3 separate regions of the Homo sapiens genome follow, and regions 1 and 2 are each linked to region 3. A link is a contact called in ENCODE Hi-C or POLR2A ChIA-PET data. All regions are on one chromosome and are shown on one strand. Each heading gives the region's core, a stretch centred on a gene start or an enhancer-like site at or near the end of the contact. The rest is flanking DNA. Distances are from core to core; before and after follow the strand shown.

What was found. A loop is a pair of places that touch in the nucleus more often than their neighbours do. ChIA-PET counts read pairs that join two places held with the same protein, here RNA polymerase II (POLR2A). Pooled maps may share reads with other maps.
Region 1: a pooled map shows a loop between it and region 3 (8-fold over the local background). The contact joins two enhancer-like sites. A Hi-C loop is called at or near these places in 2 of 37 single-sample maps with no recorded cell type and 5 of 50 pooled maps.
Region 2: a pooled map shows a loop between it and region 3 (6-fold over the local background). The contact joins the promoter of CARHSP1 here to the enhancer-like site in region 3. A Hi-C loop is called at or near these places in 2 of 50 pooled maps. POLR2A ChIA-PET finds 5 or more read pairs at or near these places in 2 of 52 experiments (A549 and activated CD4-positive, alpha-beta T cell).

The regions. Positions count from the first base shown.
Region 1 is chr16:11,326,587-11,330,254 of GRCh38, reverse strand. The region is part of intron 1 of LOC105371082 (a long non-coding RNA gene); the gene reads right to left. Among named protein-coding and RNA genes, the nearest start is that of RMI2, 17 kb to the left of the region's middle. RefSeq lists enhancers at 792-1,571, 1,630-1,679, 2,570-2,629, 2,690-2,759, 2,850-2,909. Within about 2 kb of position 1,599, at least 20 of the 41 ENCODE cell types and tissues checked have a DNase peak (open chromatin) inside an H3K27ac peak, as active enhancers do.
Region 2 is chr16:8,866,808-8,870,328 of GRCh38, reverse strand. It overlaps CARHSP1 (calcium regulated heat stable protein 1), which reads left to right and starts at 1,323. Exons shown (of 4, transcript NM_014316.4): 1 at 1,323-1,363. CARHSP1-DT (CARHSP1 divergent transcript) reads right to left here and starts at 1,048. Exons shown (of 2, transcript NR_186721.1): 1 at 1,001-1,048; 2 at 290-716. RefSeq lists a silencer at 1,001-1,960 and enhancers at 2,101-2,160, 3,166-3,521.
Region 3 is chr16:10,295,376-10,298,951 of GRCh38, reverse strand. No RefSeq gene overlaps it. Among named protein-coding and RNA genes, the nearest start is that of ATF7IP2, 89 kb to the left of the region's middle. RefSeq lists an enhancer at 1,115-1,164. Within about 2 kb of position 1,416, at least 5 of the 41 ENCODE cell types and tissues checked have a DNase peak (open chromatin) inside an H3K27ac peak, as active enhancers do.

The DNA of each region.
Region 1 (3,668 bases), core at 350-2,849, 1.0 Mb before region 3:
AGTCTCTGCATTAAAAAAAAAAAAAAAAAAAAATATATATATATATATATATATACACACACACATATATATAGAATGGCACATACATACCCAGAACAGAATCCCAGCCCCGTGCAAATGACAACTTGTCACAGGTGGTGGCCCAGCTGGAAAATATTTGTTTCTTCTTCAGGGACTTCAGTCAAGAAAGCCCAGTAGTACCTAAGTTAACTACCAAGGAGAAGAGGGAGTAGAGAATGACTGCTTAATGGATACAGAGTTTCCTTTGGGAATGATGAAAATGTTTTCCAACTAAAGAGAGGTGGTAGTTGCACAACGCTGTAAATGTACTAAGCACCACTGAATTGTTCATTTCAAATTAGTTAATTTTATGTTACGTGAATTTCACTTCCATTTATTAAAAATAGGTTCCAGGCCAGGCTCACGCCTATAATCCCAACATTTTGGGAGGCCAAAGCGGGAGGATCGCTTGAGCCCAGGAGTTCAAGACCAGGCTGGGTAACAGGGAGACCCCCGTCTCTACAAAAAATTAAAAAATTAGCTGGGCATGGTGTTGTGTGCCTGTAGTCCCAGCTACTTGGGAGGCTGAGGTGGTAGGATCACTTGAGCCTAGGAAGTCGAGGCTGCAGTGAGCTGTGATCATGCCACTGCACTGCAGCTTGGATGACAGAGCAAGACCCTGTCTCTAAAAAAAATAAGTAAATAAAAAAGGTTCGACTCCCCCCTCAAAAATAGTATCCAGGGATAACTGTGCCCTAAATCTACCCCCAAGAAATTCAGGCCCTTTGAGAGGTTAAGTAACTTACTCAATGCCTCACAGCCAGGAAGAGGTTGACCCTGAAATCAGCCTGCCTCCAAAGCTCCAGTTCTTTCTACTGGAGACGGGAGAAAATGGGTTAAATATCACTCATCCCTTTCTCTCCAGGGAATTCCTCAGGAATTCCTTTCCCCTGGAGCAGTGTGACTTTATTTACATAAAAACTCTTCCAGGGACAGAAACAAGAAATGCAGACCAGTACCAGTATATTGTTGTACCTGTAACAGACCCTTTTTCTCAAAATAACCGCAATTCTGTGAAAGTGGAAGTGTTCTAGAAAATCGAGACAGAGCATCACTCCACGTGTTTGCACAGAAAGAAACAAACCTTCTGAGCAGTGCGCTGAATCCAAACGCCTGATTTCACAGGGAAGGAAGGAAAAGCGGGGTACATGAGACGTTGAAATGCACCCCCCAGGGCAGTAGGGGCATTTTTTTGAGTGAGTTTGGGATGGGGTTAGGTGGGAGGCAGGGGGATGGACAAAATGAACACCTGCCAAAGCCCCAAAGCAGTTTCTCCAACCCAGAATGCCCTGACCACCAGTGAGGGGTAGTTTCCCAACTGTCCTGGTATGAGGTTTTCTGGGGGGCCTGACCTTCATTCGAAGTTCAATGAAGCACACAGCGCCCCTGCATCAGAGATTGCTTCTGAGGGACTCAAACCTCAGCCTTGCAAAACAGCGACACTTGAGTGAACCCAGCTGGAGACAAAGGAAGTGTGAGTCAGCCCAAGAATTTCTTTTAAAAGGCCGAGTGAAGGAGGCCACAGCTGCTGAACTGGAAGACAGAATTTGCATGAGCCTGGGGCTAGGCTCTGGGCACCAACCTCCGGATGTCCTCAGGGATCTGTGAGCAGAGAGGCCTGGCTGCAAAGGGTCTGGAGGACGGCCCTTCTGCTAAGGTGTCCGCTCCCAAGGCAGAGGGCTTGGGGGAGCTGGAGGAGGCTGGGTTCCAGGAGGGGTGGCCAGGTAAGTCCTTGGGCCAGTAGGGAAGAAGTCCAACTGTGTACAAACGTTACCTCTGAGCCACACCACTACCCTGCCAGGAGGTTTGATGTGGTCCCATTTTACAGAGGGGAAGACTGAGTCTGATTTCTTCACTCAACAAGTGCTCACTGAATGCCTGGGATGCAGCGGTGAACAAAACCAACAAAAGACCCTGCTTTTATGGAGTTTATAATCTGGTGAAGGATGGGGAGAGAGCAAGAGACAATTTCGGGTGCTAAGCACATGCAGATGAAGAAAATAAACCAGGAGGGGTGGGGAGAGGGGCTTATCTGCACAGGCTCCCTCAGCTGAGACCTGAATGACAGAAGGGGCTGGTGGGCTGGGGAAGGGCCACTCCCACCAGAGGGAATGGCGAATGCTAAGGCCCTGCAGCGGGAGCGACCCTGTGTGTATGAGGAACAGAAAGGCCAGTATGGGTGCGCAGTGATGGGGGAGCAGTCAGTGATGCAGTCAAGAGGTCGGTGAGGCAAGATCAGGTAGAGACTCACAGGCCACTTAAAGGAATTTGGATTTTGCTTTAAATGTACCAGGAATGCGCATTTTTGAGGGGAGGGGTGGGGAGAGACAGAGAGAGGAGGCTGGGCACAGTGGCTCACATCTGTAATCTCAGCACTTTAGGATGCCAAAGTGGGAGGATCACTTGAGGTCAGGAAACCAGCCTGGCCAACATGTCAAAACCCCGTCTCTACCAAAAATACAAAAATTAGCCGGGCGTGGTAGTGGGTGGCCTATAAACCCATCTACTTGAGAGGCTGGGGCAGGAGAATCACTTGAGCCCGGGAGGTGGTTGCACTCCAGCCTGCGCAACAGAGGGAGATTCCATCTCAAAAAAAAAAAAAGAGAGAGAGAAAGAGAAAGAGAGAGACATGACCTGATTTTCGTTTTCAGTAGACGCCCCTGGCCGCCGCGTGGAGACTGGGCTGTGGGGGCAGAGGAGTGGAGAGACTAGCCAGGAGGCTGCAGCTGCGGTTTCACTCTACTCCCCACGGCCCGATGAGGGGAGACAAAGACAGAACTCAAGGATGGACTTGGTTTGGGACTTGAGCGACTGGGTCCATGCAGGTGTCCTTGCCTGAGGCAAGGATGGTTTGAGCCAGGGCACCCAGCCGGAGCTGGCTAGACTCCCTTTCTCCCGTGCCGCCCACCCCACAGAAGGCCCGGAGCGTTCATGCTGGCATTCAGGGACCTCCACACCCCTCCCTCCTCTTGCCTCTCCATTTTGACCTCACGCTGCTCCCCATGGCCACAGAGCTCTTGTCTCTCTCTCCTGACATGCCATGCTCAGTCCCAGCTCCAGACCTTTGCTCACGCTGCTCCTGCCTGAGGGCCCTTCCTCCTCCCTTGGCCTGAGTGGAGGCCTGAGAAGGGCTTTATAGAGCAGTGGCTCTCAAGCTAGCACCTGCCTGGATTTGAATTCCAGCACGACCACCTCCTAGCATGTGATCCTAAGCACGTTCCTTAACAGGACTCAATTTCTTCATCTGCCAAGTAAGAGTGAAAATATAAGTGCTGACCATGTGGGGTAGTTGCAGGATTAAAGAAGAAGCACTCATTCGTTTCACTCTGGGAACAAGAGAAATGTCAACCTGGTTAGCCAGTGTTACTTCCTAGTGGCACAGAAATGGCATGAGGGACTGGGCACGGGGGCCCACGCCTGTAATCCCAGCACTTTGGGAGGCTGAGGTGGGAGGATTACTTGAGCTCAGGAATTCGAGACCAGCCTGGGCAACACAGGGAAACCCTGTTTCTAGAAAAAATTAAAAAATTAGCCAGGTGTGGTGGTGCACACCTGTGGTCCCAGCTACTCTGGAGGCTGAGGTGGGAGGATCACTTGAGCCTGAGAGG
Region 2 (3,521 bases), core at 74-2,573, 1.4 Mb after region 3:
GAGACGGAGACTCGCTGTCGCCCAGGCTGGAGTGCAGTGGCATGATCCTGGCTCACTGCAACCTCCACCTCCCGGGTTCAAGTGATTCTCCTGCCTCAGTCTCCCAAGTAACTGGGATTACAGGCACCCGCCACCAAGCCCGGCAAATTTTTGTATTTTTCATAGACACGGGGTTTCGCCATGTTGGCCAGGCTGGTCTCCAACTCCTGAGCTCAAGTGATCCTCCTGCCTCGGCCTCCCAAAGAGCTGGAATTACAGGCGTGAGCCACCGCACCCGGCCTCAAGTAAATTTTTGTGTGGACAAACATTTTTATTTCTCTTGGGCGCGCAGACACCTAGGAGTGGAGTTGATGGGTTTTATGGAGACTCCAGGGCTCGTGGTTTGAGGAACCGCCGGGCTTTTTCCACAGCAGCTGCGCGGTTGTTCCCACCAGCCGTCTAGGACGGTTCCTTGCCTGGCTTGGACTAGTTGGTTTCGCTGCTGGGCCTTTTCCCCAGTGGCCCCAATAGGGGCTGCAGAGTGAGGCAGGCACAGTCCTCACCGCCGCCTCCGGGGGCCCTGTTGTCCCGGGCGAGCTCCGGGGACCTCTCTCCTTCCCCGCGCCCCTCAAATACCAAGCTGACCCTGGTCCCGGGATCTAGGCTCGCCTTCAGGGGCTGCTCTCGACTGGCCGTGCCCATGGGCTGGTCGCCTCTCTGTGCCTCAGTTTCCTCTCCTGCAAAACAGAGGTAACATTTTTTACCTCCAAAAACAGAGGACTCAAGGAAGGCTAGAAATGAAACAAGAGAAGAGAACAAAATCAAAATCCCCAACGAGAAAACAAAACCCTGTTTTTCTGGTGTGTGTGTGCGTGTGTATTTTTTCTTTCCCTTTTCCTCCTTTCTGTTTTTTGCTTGTTTTCTTCCGTCTCTCTTTTCATTCCTTTATTTCCTTTCTGCTAAAAGTGACACCCTCCGGGATTATACAGATTTTAGAGCCAAAGGCAGGTGGGAGCCGCACCTGGCGCGCGTGGCGAGGGGAAGGAACTGCACGGGCGCAGGGACACAGTTCCCCCACTTTGCAGGGGCGTTTTCTGCTGGTGGGTGCAGCCCAGCTCCGCCCCGCCCCGCCCCGCCCCGGCCCCTACGTCCCGCGCTCTGCGTTCCGCTCTCCCGCCAGTCTAAGGCGCGGACACAAAGGTCCTGTCCGGGCCACTCCCGCCCCGCCCGCCCCCACCGTCCCGGGCTCCCTCCCGCAGCCCCATTGGCCGGGAGCTCCTGGGGGCGGGGATCGGCGCCCCACCCCCCCTCGGGCCACGCCCCCTCCCCAGCTCCGCGCTCTCAGTCGGAGCGAAGCGGCTGGCGGAGCAGAACGGATTGCAGGGTAGGGAGCTCTTCTCGGGGACCCCAGGATAGGCGCCCCTGGCCCGCGGCCCCGGGAGCCGCAGGGGTGGGGCCTCGGCCTCCTCTGCCTCCATCGTCCCCCATCCTGCAGGGTCTTCTAGCTCGGCAGAGGAGGGCTCCGGGCTGGGTTTCTCGGGGCCTGTTTGGGGAACGCGGGTTGCTCCTCCCCAGGGGAAGGGGTGGGTGTGGCAACAGCGGCAAGGATTCTAGGCGGACGTCGGGTAGTACTTCCCGCCTGGCCACCTGTTCTCTGCGTGCAGGGGAAGCTCTTCCCGCCCTCCCCGCTGCTTTTGCCTTTGGGCGGGAGCCCTGGACGGGGGACTCGCCGGGCGGTGGGGCGAGGCGCGGGGGGCGTCGCACGCGGGAAGCAGAGCCACCCCCCGCCGGGCCTGGCCGCGCCAGCTGTGGCTCGAGGTTGGGACGGCGGCCAGGCCCGGCGGGGGAGGTGGGGAGCCGTCCTGGCGCCGCGCGATTAGCCGCATCTGGGGGAGGAGGAGCCGCCGGGCGCGCTGGGCCCGGGTGTTTGCGCCCGGATGGGGGTGGGGGTGCCTTAGGCGCTGGAGAAAAACTTCACCCGCGCCCACAGGCCCCCTTTCCGCAGGCTGCGCTGGCGGTTCAGGTTTGCAGGCCGGAAGTGAAATGTTCTTTTTTGATTTTTAAAAAGGAAGCCTCCGGCCCTATGGTTTTCTGGGGTTGGAGTGGATGTGTGTGCTGGGGGAGGCGGAGACGTCCCGCTCCAGGCAGGGCCTTGGGTCTTAATAGGTGGGGAAATCTCTGCCAAATAGGAGGCCTCTCGGAGCCTCAGTTTCCCCATCTGCAGACTGGGCTCTGACTTCTTCTGGCATGAGAGGGTGTGTGAGAGTAAAAGGAGGCAGCTAGCCCCGTGCCGGGAGACACGTAAGCTACTGTTTTTTAACTTGCTGTTTTGATATTTCTCAGTCTCTCTGTGCCCAGTCTTGCTTGCCCCTGTCATTTGCTGCCACTCTGAAGCCAGAGGGAACTTAGAAAAACAATCCGCTTAGATCTACCCCACGCTGAAAATCGTCCACCGAAGTCCCATTGTCGTCTAAGTCCCCAACTTCTCAGCAGGGCTTCCTGTTATCTTCCGCCACTACCTTCTCCAGCCTCTCTCTGCCTCTGTTCTCCCTCCCTTCGGGCCTTTGGCCCTCCTCTGGGCTCGGGGTCCTCCTTGGAGACCCCACCGCCCTCTGCACTCCCTGGGTGGCCTCGGTGATGACCGTGAGTTCTCGATGCTGGTCCCTTCAGGGCAAGAAAGAGGCGCAGAGCCCGGCTGGGAGTAGATGTTTTCAATGAGCTGAGCTAGGCCTGGCGTGGGGCCATGGGGTGGGGTTGAGGGTGGTTGACGGTGGGTCCCCTAGGTAGGGGATCGGTCTTTGTTCCACCGAGTGGCAAAGCCAGCGCATTTGGTTTGTGTTCCATCAGCAGGGGCAGGAATGGGAGGGAAGGTGATTTCAGATGGGCCCGTGCCTGACACTTCCACCATCAGCCGCACTATTGTGGACTGAGCCCGCCGTGCGCTTGGCATTTTCGCGGCACCATCTGCACAGCGTCCGAGCCCTGCGACGCAGCACCGCTCCTGTCCCCTTTGACAGATGAGGAAACTCGGGTGGGGCGGTGAAATCGCCTGGCAGGGGTCACAGAGGGAGTGGGGACCAGTCAGGGCTCAATCTCAGGTCTGAGCCAAAGCCCCCCGAGAATGGAGGGAAGGATGGAGGGATTGAGTGGGGGAGGCGTGTAGAGTAGGGTTCTTGTTGAGAAGGAGGGCTTGGGCTTCCCGCAGGAGGGGCAGTCCAGGCTGAGAACTGGGGCGGGCGCAGGGTCCCAGGTGGGTGGTGGCGGTGGGGTGACCGTCTCCCTGCTGGGTGGGGTCGCCCGTCCGGTCGAGGCCGTCCAGGGGTGCTAATGGGGGCACAGGCAATGGCAATGTTGGAGGCCCCCTTGGGTTCCCGGTACACTCCTCGGGTTTCCGGCCTCTTCCCAGCACTCAGGGGCTCCTGAGGGCGGAAGAGCTATTCCCAGCTTGGCGGGGCCTGGGAGGGGGCTCTGGGCAGACGTAGGCGCCGGGCTGCACCTTCCCTGCCCGCCTGTTTGCACTTCTCTGTGACTGTTGGCTTCAG
Region 3 (3,576 bases), core at 167-2,666:
TCGCCATGTTGCCCAGACTGGTTGTGAACTCTTGGTCTCAAGCAATTGGCCATGCCTCAGCTTTCCAAAATGCTGGGATTATAGGCATGAACCACTGTGCCAGGTCTTGCCACAGCATTTTGGCTAGTGGCTGGCACATAGATGCTCAGTAAACTTGTTCAACAAATGAGTAACAGAGAAGGAAGAAATAGTGAATAATCTGATATGTCAGACGGAATGGTCATTCCACCAGCAATGTAAGGAAGAAACAGAGACAGGTTAGAGGAAGGCAGTGGCAATGTCAAGTAGAATTGTGGGGACGGAGGGCATGCAGAACTCAACCTCTGGGAGGAGAAATAGAAAAGAGAAGCTATAACTTCTCATTCTTAGGCTGCCCTTTCTTTTGTGACAGCCTCTATCTTGCACCTGCCACTCATTGGTACTTTGCTACATAAAGAAAGGTTTTATGCTGTTCTAGTGATTAGAAAGTTCATGATAATTATAATAATTTCCTTTGGTTCTCTTGAAATTAGTCTAGATATGAGATTTCATTTGGTGTACCTTTTATTCAACTATACCGAGCTGGCTTTGATGATGCAAAACACAAAATAGTTAATTATCAATTATAACAGGACATTTACATAATTACCAAGCAGACCCAAATTGAGTTCATCCTTTTAGAATGAACTTCAAAAGCTGGCTTTGAGTTTCCTCATGATTTTCTTTACTTCCCCAGTTTCCTCACAATAAAATTGTGTTACCCTTATAATGGCATTTTGAAAAAAATAGACCGAAAAAATAAATCAATGATATATTTAACTTTTTCTGTTCTAATCACTCTAAGAGTTTTGGGACAATTGAGTATCACCAATTGAAGAAAAAAAAAAAGAAAAAAGAAAAAACAAAAAAAAGAATTTCCCCTGTTACCACAAAAGAAAAGAGACCATATCCTCCTCCTCTTAGAGTATTCCTGAGAGAAACCTAGTGGTCGTAAATTCTTACTTTAATCTTTTGGTGTGTCTATAAATCTCTTCAGAGGCAAGTAAGCCTCTTGCCAGATTTACAACCCAGAAACATTTTTTTCAAAGGTCTTGGATTTATCCCCTTTGAAATGCAAATGTCTGAGGCAACTATATCTTGGTCACCCAGTCACTGTGGGCGCCTTTCTCTGAACTAGCGGAGGTGGTCATGAGAAAGGAGACCACTCCTCATGTTGTCTTATACTTAATTTCTTGTTTGCTGAAAAGGTAGAAGTTAAAAGAATAAGCAGAAGTGAAATTCATAGTCAGACAGCCCAGCGTCACATTTCGGGCCTGGTAGTTAAAATTCAACCCCTGACCTCACTGCTTGAGTTATCTATAGATTCTAGACACTGTATGAGGAAGCGTTGTGAAACTCCCTGTTCTGTTCTGTTTCGTTGTGATTACTGGTGCATGCAGCCGTCAGTCACCTACCCCTCGCTTGCCCAATCGGTCACGACCCCCTCTTCATGCAGTCCCTTTAGAGGTGTGAGCCCTTAAAAGGGACAGGAATTACTTATTCAGGGAGCTCAGTTTCTAGGACTTGAGTCTGCCGATGCTCCCAGAAGAATAAAGCTCTTTCCTTCCACAATCCGGTGTCTGAGAGGTTGTGTCTATGACTCCTCCTGCTACAGTTAAAGAAATTTTACTAACTTTCCAGTCCACTTCAAGCCCAATTTTTTCACCATTGTTGGGAGTCAGAAACCGATACCCCAAAATAGGGCACTCTGATGGGCCGAACTGAGGAAGACCTAAGGTCTCTCTGACCTCACCCACCTACTTCTCATCGCTCAGTCCTCCGTGTCTCCCAAAACACAGGATGAAGTTGTTCTCTGAAGTTCCCTTATCTACCTAAAGCCCGGACCTGAAAAAGAAGAAAACAATGACCCCGGTCCCTGAGTTTTCATTAGCTGAACTCACATCGCAGGAAGACTGACTGAAGTCTGCCAACACACCTGAACAGACTTGTCACAAATCATTTTCTGCTCTGCAGACCCAACAGACTTTGTTCTGAGCCACTGTGTGTTCTCTAAGCCCATTGAATTCCCCTAAAAATCCTTTGTGGCTGGGAGCTGTGGCTCACGCCTGTAATCCCAGCACTTTGGGAGGCCGAGGCGGGTGGATCACCTGAGGTCAGGAGTTGGAGACCAGCCTGCCCAACACGGCATAACCCCGTCTCTACTAAAAATACAAAAATTAGCTGGGCATGGTGGTGGGCACCTGTAATCTCAGCTATTCGGGAGGCTGAGGCAGGAGAATTGCTTGAACCCAGGAGGCGGAGGTTGTAGTAGGTGGAGATTGCGCCAGTGCACTCCAGCCTGGGCGACAAGAGCAAAACTCTGTCTCAAAATAATAATGATAATAAAAATAAAAATCCTTTGCTATTCTCCTAAAATCATTCACACTTTTCCATGATCCTCTCCCCTAAGAAGTCGGATATAGAAGAATCTGTATCCCTTTGGGATATTAGGCCATCACTCTGCGATCCTCCCCAGCACATGCTAATAAACGTGTATGCCTTTTCTTCTATCATTTACATTTTGTCAGTTGATTTTCAGGGAACTTTCAGAGGGCGAAGGTTTTATTCGAATGGATAATATCCCTTAACTCGTACATGATCTATTGGAATAAAAAAACTTTAGCCCCTAAACATAATGTCAAACTCCCACATAGTCAGTGCCAGCTGGATAGGAATGAGATTCTCTACTTTGCTTCTAGAGGTTGAATTTTTTTTTTTTTTTTTTTTTGGAGACAGAGTCTCACTCTGTTGCCTGGGCTGGAGTGCAGTGGCATGATCTTAGCTCACTGCAACCTCCACCTCCCAGGACCAAGCGATCCTCCCACCTCAGCCTCCTGAGTTGCTGGGGCCAGAGGTGCATGCCACCATGCCCAGCTAATTTTTGTATTTTTTGTAGAGATGGGGTTTTGTCATGTTGCCCAGCCTGGTCTCCAACTCCTGGCTTCAAGTGATCCACCCACTTTGTCCTCCCAAAGTGCTGGAATGATAGGTGTGAGCCACCACGCCCAGTCTCAAAGTTTCAATCTTTCAGGCAAAGATAGAGAAACCCTGCACTTGAGAATCCTAAGGTTTAACTGAGAACCAGGGGCAGTAGTTTCAGCCCAGCCACTGAGGAAGGGTGGGAACAGACCCTGAGGCACACTACCTCTCAAAGGTGATCAGTTTCATCCTTCAGGAAGAATTGGTTAATCCTTTCCATGTAAATTACCATCACATTCACTCACCCTTAGCTGGGCAGTGTTCCTGGGATCTTTTCTTCCCACTTCAAGAAAACAGTGGATCAAATCCCCAACCAACATTAATATCCTACAAATCTCTGCCAAAAATTTGATTAATTTCTACCCCAAAGCTCCACAGACAAATAGTGCAAGAAGAATGCCTTGGAGGGTTGCAACCACTTTAATGAAACCTCCCACTCCGGATCATGTCTTTTTGAATACACAAATAAGGCCATTGCACCAAATAGATGGCAGATTTCCTTTCTTGTGCAAAACCTTACATGGTAATTCTTGGCCAAAAGACTCAAAAAGAAAGAGTGAAAGGTGGCATCATTCAGAT